2 separate regions of the Homo sapiens genome follow, and region 1 is linked to region 2. A link is a contact called in ENCODE Hi-C or POLR2A ChIA-PET data. All regions are on one chromosome and are shown on one strand. Each heading gives the region's core, a stretch centred on a gene start or an enhancer-like site at or near the end of the contact. The rest is flanking DNA. Distances are from core to core; before and after follow the strand shown. Region 1 has its middle 17 kb from the start of SPMIP10. Region 2 overlaps MARCHF3 (membrane associated ring-CH-type finger 3).

What was found. A loop is a pair of places that touch in the nucleus more often than their neighbours do. ChIA-PET counts read pairs that join two places held with the same protein, here RNA polymerase II (POLR2A). Pooled maps may share reads with other maps.
Region 1: a loop to region 2 is called in a pooled map, with 2.4 times the contacts of the local background. The contact joins two enhancer-like sites. A Hi-C loop is called at or near these places in 3 of 50 pooled maps. POLR2A ChIA-PET finds 5 or more read pairs at or near these places in 2 of 52 experiments (A673 and activated T-cell).

What each region holds. Positions count from the first base shown.
Region 1 is chr5:126,646,549-126,651,773 of GRCh38, forward strand. No RefSeq gene overlaps it. Among named protein-coding and RNA genes, the nearest start is that of SPMIP10, 17 kb to the left of the region's middle. Within about 2 kb of position 2,568, at least 2 of the 41 ENCODE cell types and tissues checked have a DNase peak (open chromatin) inside an H3K27ac peak, as active enhancers do.
Region 2 is chr5:126,968,922-126,974,256 of GRCh38, forward strand. The region is part of intron 1 of MARCHF3 (membrane associated ring-CH-type finger 3); the gene reads right to left. Among named protein-coding and RNA genes, the nearest start is that of MARCHF3, 59 kb to the right of the region's middle. RefSeq lists enhancers at 3,543-3,632, 3,653-3,702. Within about 2 kb of position 3,535, at least 9 of the 41 ENCODE cell types and tissues checked have a DNase peak (open chromatin) inside an H3K27ac peak, as active enhancers do.

The sequences.
Region 1 (5,225 bases), core at 1,318-3,817, 320 kb before region 2:
TACCTCGGCCTCCCAAAGTGCTTGGATTACAGGCGTGAGCCACCACACCTGGCCTACTAATTTTTTTAAAATTTTCATTTATTTATTTGTAGAGACAAGGTCTTGCCATGTTGCCCAGGCTGGTGGAACTACTTCTTTAATCATAGTTTTCTTAATGTTTCCTTTGAAGGCTTTGTTAAAACTGACAGCTTGGCCAGGCACAATGGCTCACACCTGTAATCCAAGCACTTTGGGAGGCTGAGGGAGGATCACTGGAGCTCAGGAGTTCAAGACCAGCCTGGGCAACATAGTGAGACCCCCCATCTCAATAAACAAAAAAGAAACTGACAGCTGGTCATTTCTGTTACTTGCTTTTTTTTTTTTTCTGGTGAATGGATTATACTTCTCTCTTTTTTTTTGCATGTCTCAAAATTTTTTGTTGGAAAATGGATATTTTAGAAAATATATTGTAGCAACTTTGGGTACTAACTCCTTCCAGTCCCACCCAACTCTAGTGCATTTTGTTCTTATTTGCTTGTTTACTTGTTTAGTGACTGGCTGGATAATTTTAGTGAAGTTTAATCTCTCCCCACCCCCATTCCCACCCCCACATCCACCTGCAGTGTTAAACCTCTGATGCTGTTTCTCAGGATCTCAGCCTTGGCTATGCCCAGTTACCCTCTGATGACAGTGGTTTTGGCAGGACTCTCTTCAATATTTATTTCCCTAACTCCACCCAGCTGTTAAGCTCCACTAATTGCAGGCTGATTGCTCTATTGTTTTCAACAACACCCTAAGGAATGAATTGCTCCAAAGACTAATCCCATTACATTTGGGCTCTTTTTTTTTTTTCAGTCTCAGCTCACTGCAGCCTCCACCTCCTGGGTTCCAGCTATTCTTGTGCCTCAGCCTCCTGAGTAGCTGGGATTACAGTCCCATGCCACCACACCCAGCTACTTTTTGTATTTTTAGTAGAGATAGTTTCGCCATGTTGGCCAGGCTGGTCTCGAACTCCTGACTTCAGGTGATCCACCCACCTTGGCCTTCCAAAGTGCTGGGATTACAGGCATGAGCCACCGCAACCAGCCTTGGGCTCTTTTGACGGGATAGTTCTCAAGGTCAGTGAGATTTGTTCTTACTCCAGAAGGATCCTTCCAGCTATCTCTTTCCCTGGTTCTCTCAGTCAAACTAGCCAGCCTACAGTTTCTATCTCCAGTGAGTCTACCAATATCCTTTCGATTGCCTGTCATGACAACCTCCCTTGTGTTGGAGAGCCCCTTAGGCTTAAGCTTCTCCAAACACTTTTGCAAAAAAGTCATGTCCCCTGGGAAGAAAGTAGGAGCTAGGTGTGTTATGGCCTGCTTCTCCCCTCAGGCAAAATCTCCAAGCCATGGCTGTGGAGTTTGGGATGATTTTTAAAAAGGCACATAGGCCAGGCATGGTGGCTCATGCCTGTAATCCCAGCACTTTGGGAGGCCAAGTCGGGTGGATCACCTGAGGTCGGGAGGTCGAGACCAGCCTGACCAACATGGAGAAACCCCATCTCTACTAAAAATACAAATTTAGCCGGGCAAATACAAACTTAGTGGTGCAAGCCTGTACTCCCAGCTACTCAGGAGGCTGAGACAGGAGAATCACTTGAACCTGGGAGTTGCACTCCATCCTGAAAACAACAGCGAAACTCCATCCCAAGAAAAAAAAAAAAGGCACAAATCTCTCCACATGACACACCTATTCCAGGAGTTGAGCATTCACTGGAATGGAAGGACAGTGTAATTGGGTCTTCTTATCTTGCTTCTCCCAGCATGGAACCACCACCTTACAACCTGGGCAAGTGTAATTGGGGCCTCAATATTCTTGGTGGCTATGTGCGCAATGTAGAGAGCTTCTATCCCATGGGTTGAAGCAGGGTAGAAGACAGTCCCCACCTCTTGGTCACACTTGCCTGGTGCTTAGCCTGAGAAACAGGTAGGGGGAAGGATGAGAAATACTGACATCTTGCCCCTCCTGGGAGGATAGCCCTCTGACTAGAAATGGGAGAAGAGAAGCCCTGTATTCAAGTTCAAGTTCATCTAGAGAGTCATGTTCTCTAGAGTATGTGGTCAGAATTCTTACAGAAGCACCGGGACTGCCCCCTGTAGCCTTTTAGTCCAAACAACTTGACCTTTCTGTTTTAGGCCGGCCCTCATGTCTGCATGCGGCAGCTGCTACTGCTCTAATACTTTTAGAGGCCCTCAAAATCACAAACTATGCTCAACTCACTCTCTACAGTTCTCATAACTTTCAAAATCTATTTTCTTCCTCACACCTGATGCATATACTTTCTGCGCCACCACCCCACTTCTTCAGCTGTACTCACTCTTTGTTGAGTCTCCCACAATTACCATGTTCCTGGCCCGGACTTCTATCCAGCCTCCCACATTATTCCGGATACCACACCTGACCCCCATGACTGTATCTCTCTGATCCACCTGGCATTCACCCCATTTCCCCATATTTCCTTCTTTCCTGTTCCTCACCCTGATCACACTTGGTTTATTGATGGCAATTCCACCAGGCCTAATTGCCACACACCAGCAAAGGCAGGCTATGCTATAGTATCTTCCACATCTATCGTTGAGGCTACCGCTCTGCCCCACTCCACTACCTCTCAGCAAGCCAAACTCATTGCCTTAACTCGAGCCCTCACCCTTGCAAAAGGACTGTGTGTCAATATTTACACTGACTCTCTTTTCGGACTCTGCCCACTTACACCCAAGTGAAATAAACAGACTTGTTGCTCACACAAAGCCTGTTGGTGGACTCTCTTCACACAGACTCGCATAACATAGAAAACATAAGTACGGACCAAAGAATTAGAAGAAATACTAGACTAATTCTCTCTTCTTATTTGGCACGTACTGAAACCTAAGTAAAGGTATATGAGAAGAGATAAACAGTGAGCTATAATTTACATAACTGTGCCATTCTGTAACCCAATTCAGTCCAAGACTTGAGAAATAACTGGGAGTACCTCACAGAGGAGTTATTTTATACATTTAAGGAACAAAAAGCTGGTAGTCCTGAATTTCTAAAAGCTATTTAGGATAAGTAGATTTTTACTTCTTATAATCCCCTAATACTACCTTACCACTAAAATAGACCAGAGCCAATTAAGCCACTTCTCTTTAAGAGGAAGCAGTATCGGCACTCTGTGTCTATTAAGAATCTTTCCAGGGCCAGGCACGGTGGCTCACACCAGTAATCCCAGCACTTTAGGAGGCTGAGGAGGACGGATCACCTGAGGTCAGGAGTTTGAGAACAGCCTGACCAACATAGAGAAACCCTGTCTACTAAAAATACAAAATTAGCCAGGCATGGTGACACACATCTGTAATCGCAGCTACTCGGGAGGCTGAGGCAGGAGAATTGATTGAACCCGGGAGGTGGAGGTTGCAGTGAGCAGAGATTGCACCATTGCACTCTAACCTGGGCAATGAGGAAAATTCTGTCTCAAAAAAAAAAGAATATTTCCATTATTTTCCCTTCCACTGAAAGGGCTAAAGGTAAATTTAGCTGGTAATAGAATAATTTCCAGCAAGGTCTTCGAGTAAAATTTTGAGGTATTTCTTATGTTTATACCACTCAACTAGAATTCAAAATCCAAGGTAATTACTGAGACCAGATTTCCTAGGAATGAGGAATGGGAATGTTGCAGGGCATCCTAAAGGGGCTACACCCTCTATGAACAGATACCTTGCACTCCAGGAGCTCATTAGAGTAAAATTTTTGTACATTTCCAGAATTAAATGGGAAAAAAAAGAAGGTGAACACAAGAGTTGAACTGAACAATGCACAGTGCTTTGTTCTGGCCCCACGAAAACATCTGAATATATCATTTGCATCTAATCGTGCTGTGAAAGTTATCAGGAAGAAAAATGGAGTACCTAATGTTAAAAATAAAACCCTGATAAATAGAGCCAGGGATGGCTGTGAAGAGAGGATTTTCATGTTTATATGCCTGATAACAAAAACTATCACAAAAGGCTCTGCAAAAACCAACCTCCATTGCAAACTTACACAAAAAAAAACTTCTGCAAGGACATCTGCCTAGTAACTCCTTGTCCAATTTCAGACTGATGTCACCCTTGTTATTGATCTCTGTAGCCAAGAATAATTATTTCAAAACAGTTATGCAATCCTCTTCATTAAAAACAAAACAAAACAAAAAAACCTTTGTCTTGCTTTACTTCTCTGAATACATACATACTATGGCATGTGTATTCTCATTGCAGTGCTCTAGTCCCAAGTAAATATCATTTTCTTTTGGAGCGCCTCTCTCTATGTGTTATTTAAATTGACATGGTGTCAGAAATGGGACCTGAAAAAGATCACTATTGGAAGACGATGGCAATTCTTGGAATTGGAGTGCAGTAGTCAATTGAGCCCTTTGAGCTCTCTGCTTCCATGGCTAGCCTTTTCTGCGCTGAGTCTACTCTCAGGCCAGGCCTCCCTCTTTTTGGTAGAACCTCTTAACTTTGTTTGGGATCTGATTTGAACAAGCCCATCTTAATGGCAAACCATCCATCCCTCCTGAGATGATAAAAGACTTTTTGTCTTTTATGGTAACTTATTTCTTGTATAAGAATGTATATCCTTCTAGACTGAGTACTCTGGAGTCTACAGAATTGACATTCTGCCTGTGAGGCATGTCTTTTCTGGTTAATTTATTTTTGGTTTGGTTTGCACGCCTAGTTAAATATTTAACCTGCACTCCTGGGTTAAAATTTTTGTGAGCTTTCTTATCTTGGTTTCTTTTTATTTAGTTTAACTCTTTTCCCTTGATTATTGCTAAAAATCTTTCAGGAACAAAATTAATTGTTCTGGATGGTGGGCACAGGATGGCTAATTAAAAGCCAGTGGGGCATTCATCACCATCTAAAAGACTGGTTTAAACTTCTACCATTTCCTGACAGGATTTATAGAATTTTCTTTGCTCTTGAGATATTAATAAGAAATGGAAAAGGATTTTCAAGCAATAAGGCATGCCAGGTTTTTTGGGACTCCAGAGAGCTACAAATTATAGCCCATTTTTAAACTGATGCACATTTTTAAATTGATGAACAAAATTACATCAAGAAAGATTCAGGCCAGGCACGGTGGCTCATGCCTATAATCCCAGCACTTTGGGAGTACAAGGCAGGCGGATCACCAAAGGTCAGGAGTTTGAGACCAGCCTGGCCAACATAGGGAAACCCCATCTCTAC
Region 2 (5,335 bases), core at 2,285-4,784:
AGTGATATGCAAATATTTCCTTCCATCCTATGGGCTGTGTTTTCACTTTCTATCTTGAAATAGTCCTTTAAAGCACAAAGTTTCAAATTTTAATTATTTTTTCTTTCATTGCTTGTGCTTTAGGTGGCATATCTAAGAAACCATTGCCTAATCCAAGATCATGAAGATTTACATGTGTTTTCTTATGAGTTTTATATTTTAGCTCTTACAATTAGTTCTTATGCATCTGAATTTTTAAAAAACTTATGTACTTCTAAGGTACAACTAATTTTAGAAAGTAAGAGTGAGTAGATTTTGATGGCCTCCAAGAGTTTAGAAAAAGGTATGAGCTTTGATGCACAATTTTACCCAACATATATATGTTGGATGATTGGAACTTTTTTTGGTCTACTTTAGGGTTTTTTGCTCTTTTGCAGCAGACAGCTGGGTTGTCCAGAGAGCTGATTCTGGAAAGGTGTATATTACTATTTAGGTAAATGGTCAGCTTCTAGTATCAGCAAAATAAAATACTCCAAACATGTTTAGGAGGAGCCCCTTACAGTCCCAAGTTTAAAAACACAGACTGTTATTTTAAGACATTTTCTATGTATAGAGCCCCACAGTTCTAACACAGGTATTTGGAAATGTAGAGAAAAGGAAGCAAAAATCAGCAGCTGGGACTTAGTTTCCAACCAAGGGAGGATGGCATGGATGGCTGCACTTCTTTCATTTGCAGACATAACCACAAACCATCAGTTGCTGGTTGACAGTTTGTTCTGGAGATGTGAGGCCAGTGGTTCTTAAACTTGAGCGAGCATTAGAATCACCTGGAGAGTTTATAAAAACCCAGATTCCTGACCCCCATCTGCAGAGATTCTGCTACAGGAGGCTGGGGTGGGGCCATTAATTTGCATTTCTAATAGGCTTCCAGATGCTGCTGGCCCTAAGACCACACTCTGAGTAGCACTACTTTAGATACATGGGCCAACCATCTCGCCCTGGTGCTTACCAAACATTGACCAAGCAAACATGAAGCTAGGTGACTCTCCTTGGGGATGAATATGATAATAATCTACTGAGAAATTCAAGAGGCTGTAAGTATCCCAATTTCATTAAAATTTCTAACCATTGGTGATGTCATTTCAGGTTCCAGGCTTATGCTCTTTTTCTTCTTCTTTTTTCTTTTTTTTTTAATTTTTTTATTTTTGAGACAGTTTTGCTCTGTCACCTAGGCTGGAGTGCAGTGGGGCAATATGAGCTCACTGCTTCCTCTGCCTCCCGGGTTCAAATGATTATCCTGCCTCAGCCTCCCAGATAGCTGGGATTACGGGCACATGCCACCACACCTGGCTAACTTTTGTATTTTTAGTAGAGACAGAGTTTCGCCATGTTAGCCAGGCTGGTCTCGAACTCCTGACCTCAGATGATACACCCACCTCAGCCTCCCAACGTGCTGGGATTACAGGTGTGAGCCACTGCGCCCAGCTGGCTTATGCTCTTTTTCTAAAAATTTGTCCACTTAGGAAAGTGTCTTGATTTCAATAAAATTAGCATGGATTAAATTACTTTTTTTCTTTTTTTTTTTTCTTTTGGTATTTGATCTTGCTCGATGAATGTGGACATCAGCTATGGGTTAGGAATGCTATTCAGGAACATCTAATGTGTTTGTGATAATGTATTTGACTTGTGGCCAAATGGTACTCTTGAGAGATGTGGTTGTGACTTTGACAGATTAAGCCAAAGTTAAATTCTGATGAAGTGCAAAGGAATTTTATCGGTCCCAGGATGGTTGCCAACTGTGTTGGGCAAAAGAGTGATTTTCCAAAAAGGTCCAGAGCAATCCGCATGTATTCTGTCACCTCTACTTCCAGTTTCTTCAAAGGCCAGCCAAAAGCTTCATTTTCCTACTTCCTGTCATTTCCAAAACCACAGCTTAAACCTGAAAAACAAATGGGAAGCTGTGTTCCTGCCTCTTATGATTGCTGCCACTTACAAACCAGCAAGAACAGAGCACAGCAAGCAGAGGAGAGTTCAGTCTTGCTGATGTCACATGAAGCAGAATGAGGACTCTGCTTGTTTGGCTCCTGAGTTTAAAAGATAAGTAGACAATTTATTGTTGGTAGGTTGAGAAAATTCAAGAACAGAGAGAAATCTGACAGTCTGGCCATAAGAAGAAATTTTTGCATTTATGTTCTTATAGCCATACCTGAAGTCAACTAATTACGTTTGGAGAGAAGTAGAATGCTTGCTTTAAGAAGAAAAAACAGGCTAGGGCGCGGTGGCACACACCTGTAATCCCAGCACTTTGGGAGGCCGAGGCGGGCAGATCATGAGGTCAGGAGATCAAGACCATCCTGGCTAGCATGGTGAAACCCTGTCTCTACTAAAAATACAAAAAATTAGCCGGGCGTGGTGGTGGGCACCTGTGGTCCCAGCTGCTCGGGTGGCTGAGGCAGGAAAATGGCATGAACCCGGGAGGCAGAGGTTGCAGTGAGCCGAGGTCGCGCCACTGCACTCCAGCCTGGGTGACAGAGCGAGACTCTGTCTCAAAAAAAAAAAAAAAAAAAGAAAAGAAAAAACAAATGTTCTATGTTGACCCTATCCCCAACATCCTTGCAGCAGGTCTATTGTACCTTAAGCTGTGCTCTAACTTCATTAGCAGGCTCTAGGCCTCTCTCCCAGAGATCACCCATGGGAGGGATCCAGCTTCCTTCACTCAGCAGCTCTTACACTGCTCCCAGGAGGAAGGAAGCATTTTGTTTTAAAGAGACTGCAACACAACCCAAAGGAAAGACAGTTATCTTAGTGTCCATATGTCCACAAGAGGAAAATGTGGGTGTAGCATTTTAATCCCAGTAAGTGACAATTAGTCACTAGGCTTCTAAGAAGTTTGACACTGTTATTCCTCTCCCCCTTTTCTAAATTGCAAGGGTAATACTGCATTTGCACAGAAACCATGCTAACTGGCTAGCTACTTCATTAAATTACCATATGATTCTTATTTTATGGGTACAAAACAGTTGATCTCAGTGAACCGGCAACTTAGAAACTTAGGAGGCAAATTAGAGCAATTACTAATAAATTATACATGTGGTAACTAACAATTTGTCTATCACCTAGAAATATGAGAAAAAACTGCCAGACTCCCTGGCTCTGCAATTCTGAACAAGTCTTTTCATTTTTTTCTTTTCCAAGACCAAAAGCTGTCATTATCCACACCAGTTATACCATTACTCTTGCTGCTTTCACAGAGTCCAACATTTATAATACAAAGTTAGGAGTACAACGAGTGGGATTTGCATTCTGTTTGGAACAGAGTGTTTGACTGCTTAAAATTAAAGAACTAAAAAAAAAAAAAAAAAAAAATTCCCAGAACCTCAAATCACCCCCTAAAAACCAGGAAGTGAGATTCATGTTAGCTTTCCCTAAGTAAGTTTATGGAAGAGATAATGGCAAGAGGTAGGGGCAAAGTATCTGTTCATTCATAATCACTACTGTGCTTCGTTTCTGGGCAAGGTAGTCTGATGAAATTAAAGGAAGTTCTGTGTTACAAGTCATGTGCTTTTATGGGGGAGGAGGTGAGATGAGGTCAATTAACAAGATATGATCTTTCTCTTCTCTCCCTGCTTGTCTCACCCAGGCCTCGGGTGTGCCATTCAACATGAAAGGTGTTGATGCCATTCATTAATTGAGGGTCAGATTCCTCTATCAGCATATTCCTCCCATCTGAGACTGCCTTACCTCCATCCACTTCCACCCCCAACAGGTTTCATTTTCTGCAGCTGCTGTCAAGAGCTACGTGGAGGAAGAGAGTGGTTTTAACAACTGCATGCTCAAATTTATTCTCACTGGCCTCTTGTTTGAAGGAAGTCCAATGTCTAGACCCTGGATGTTGAAACAGGATGTAAAAAAAACACCAAAAAAACCCTGTATATTTGAGAGAGTTTTGAAACCCATCCCAAATACACTCCAGCAATGGAGAAAAATTTGATTTTGGCATAATTTATATACCACATTTCTCCCCGTACCCAACAAAAGTGTATGCTAATGTCTCTATATCACATGATATATCAGTTTAAAATATTCTTTCTCTTTGCCTTTGTTCGTAGTCTCATTTCCACTTTTACTTAAAATTTTAATATCTTCTCCCCAGGTTCTTTATTTATTTTTGCTATATGCCTGAATATAAGACCTAATTCCATGTCACCAATATCTCCCTTGAGAAGCACTGATGTTAAGTAGAATAAAATGTAATCAACACTCATTGTTTCCTACCAGGACAACAGTAGGGTTTAAAACAAAACCAACCTCGTTATGAATTCCAAACGCCCTTCTAAATAACTCTGGGTGCCATTTCACAACCTGACCTGCATAGTTCCTTTAGGCTGCTGTGGGAGTTGTGACTATCCTGTGTCCACGTTTGCATGCTAGGTTGCACTAACCCAGTAAACACATTCTGTATCAGCCTGCAGTTTGTGGAGGTCCGAGCACAACGCATGGAATTCCACCTCTCTGGGGTTCCTGCCAGGTGGAGCAATCCAGAAGTATAGCTTCCACCTGTAGGGGAGGCGCCTGCAAACCTGGCAGCTCTGAGGTCACACTGCTCTTAATTCAGACCACATCTGAGCTCACCTAGCTAGATGCTAAAGCAGACAATTGCAGAAGTGCAGAGGGTGGCAGAGAGAATTTGGGGGCAATGATCCTCAACTCTCACATTCCTTTTGACTAAAATGCATTGTAATGACTCTACCTACTTCAGTAGTGCTAGGAAAGAGATGTGGATTACTGCCTCTGTGCAATGATAAAGCAGTAAGTTATCCGTATTAGTAAGAACATATATACGTTTTTGTAGTTCATCACCATCCAAATTGCCTAAGGTGATGGCCATAAAGAACATTATTTTCAGGCATAAATATAAGTTGGAGACTGAAGGATCTGTAAGAGGAATACTTTCTATCCAGAATATTAAGCAAAATCTATTTTTTTTTTTTTTTTTTTTTTTTTTTTTGAGACGGAGTCTCGCTCTGTCGCCCAGGCCGGACTGCGGACTGCAGTGGCACAATCTCGGCTCACTGCAAGCTCCACTTCCCGGGTTCACGCCATTCTCCTGCCTCAGCCTCCCGAGTAGCTGGGACTACAGGCGCCCGCCACCGCGCCCGGCTAATTTTTTGTATTTTTTAGTAGAGACGGGGTTTCACCTTGTTAGCCAGATGGTCTCGATCTCCTGACCTCATGATCCACCCGCCTCAGCCTCCCAAAGTGCTGGGATTACAGGCGTGAGCCACCGCGCCCGGCCGCAAAATCTATTTTTTAAAGTGAGGTGCCCAGAATGAAGAAAAGATGGATGGGGACCCTT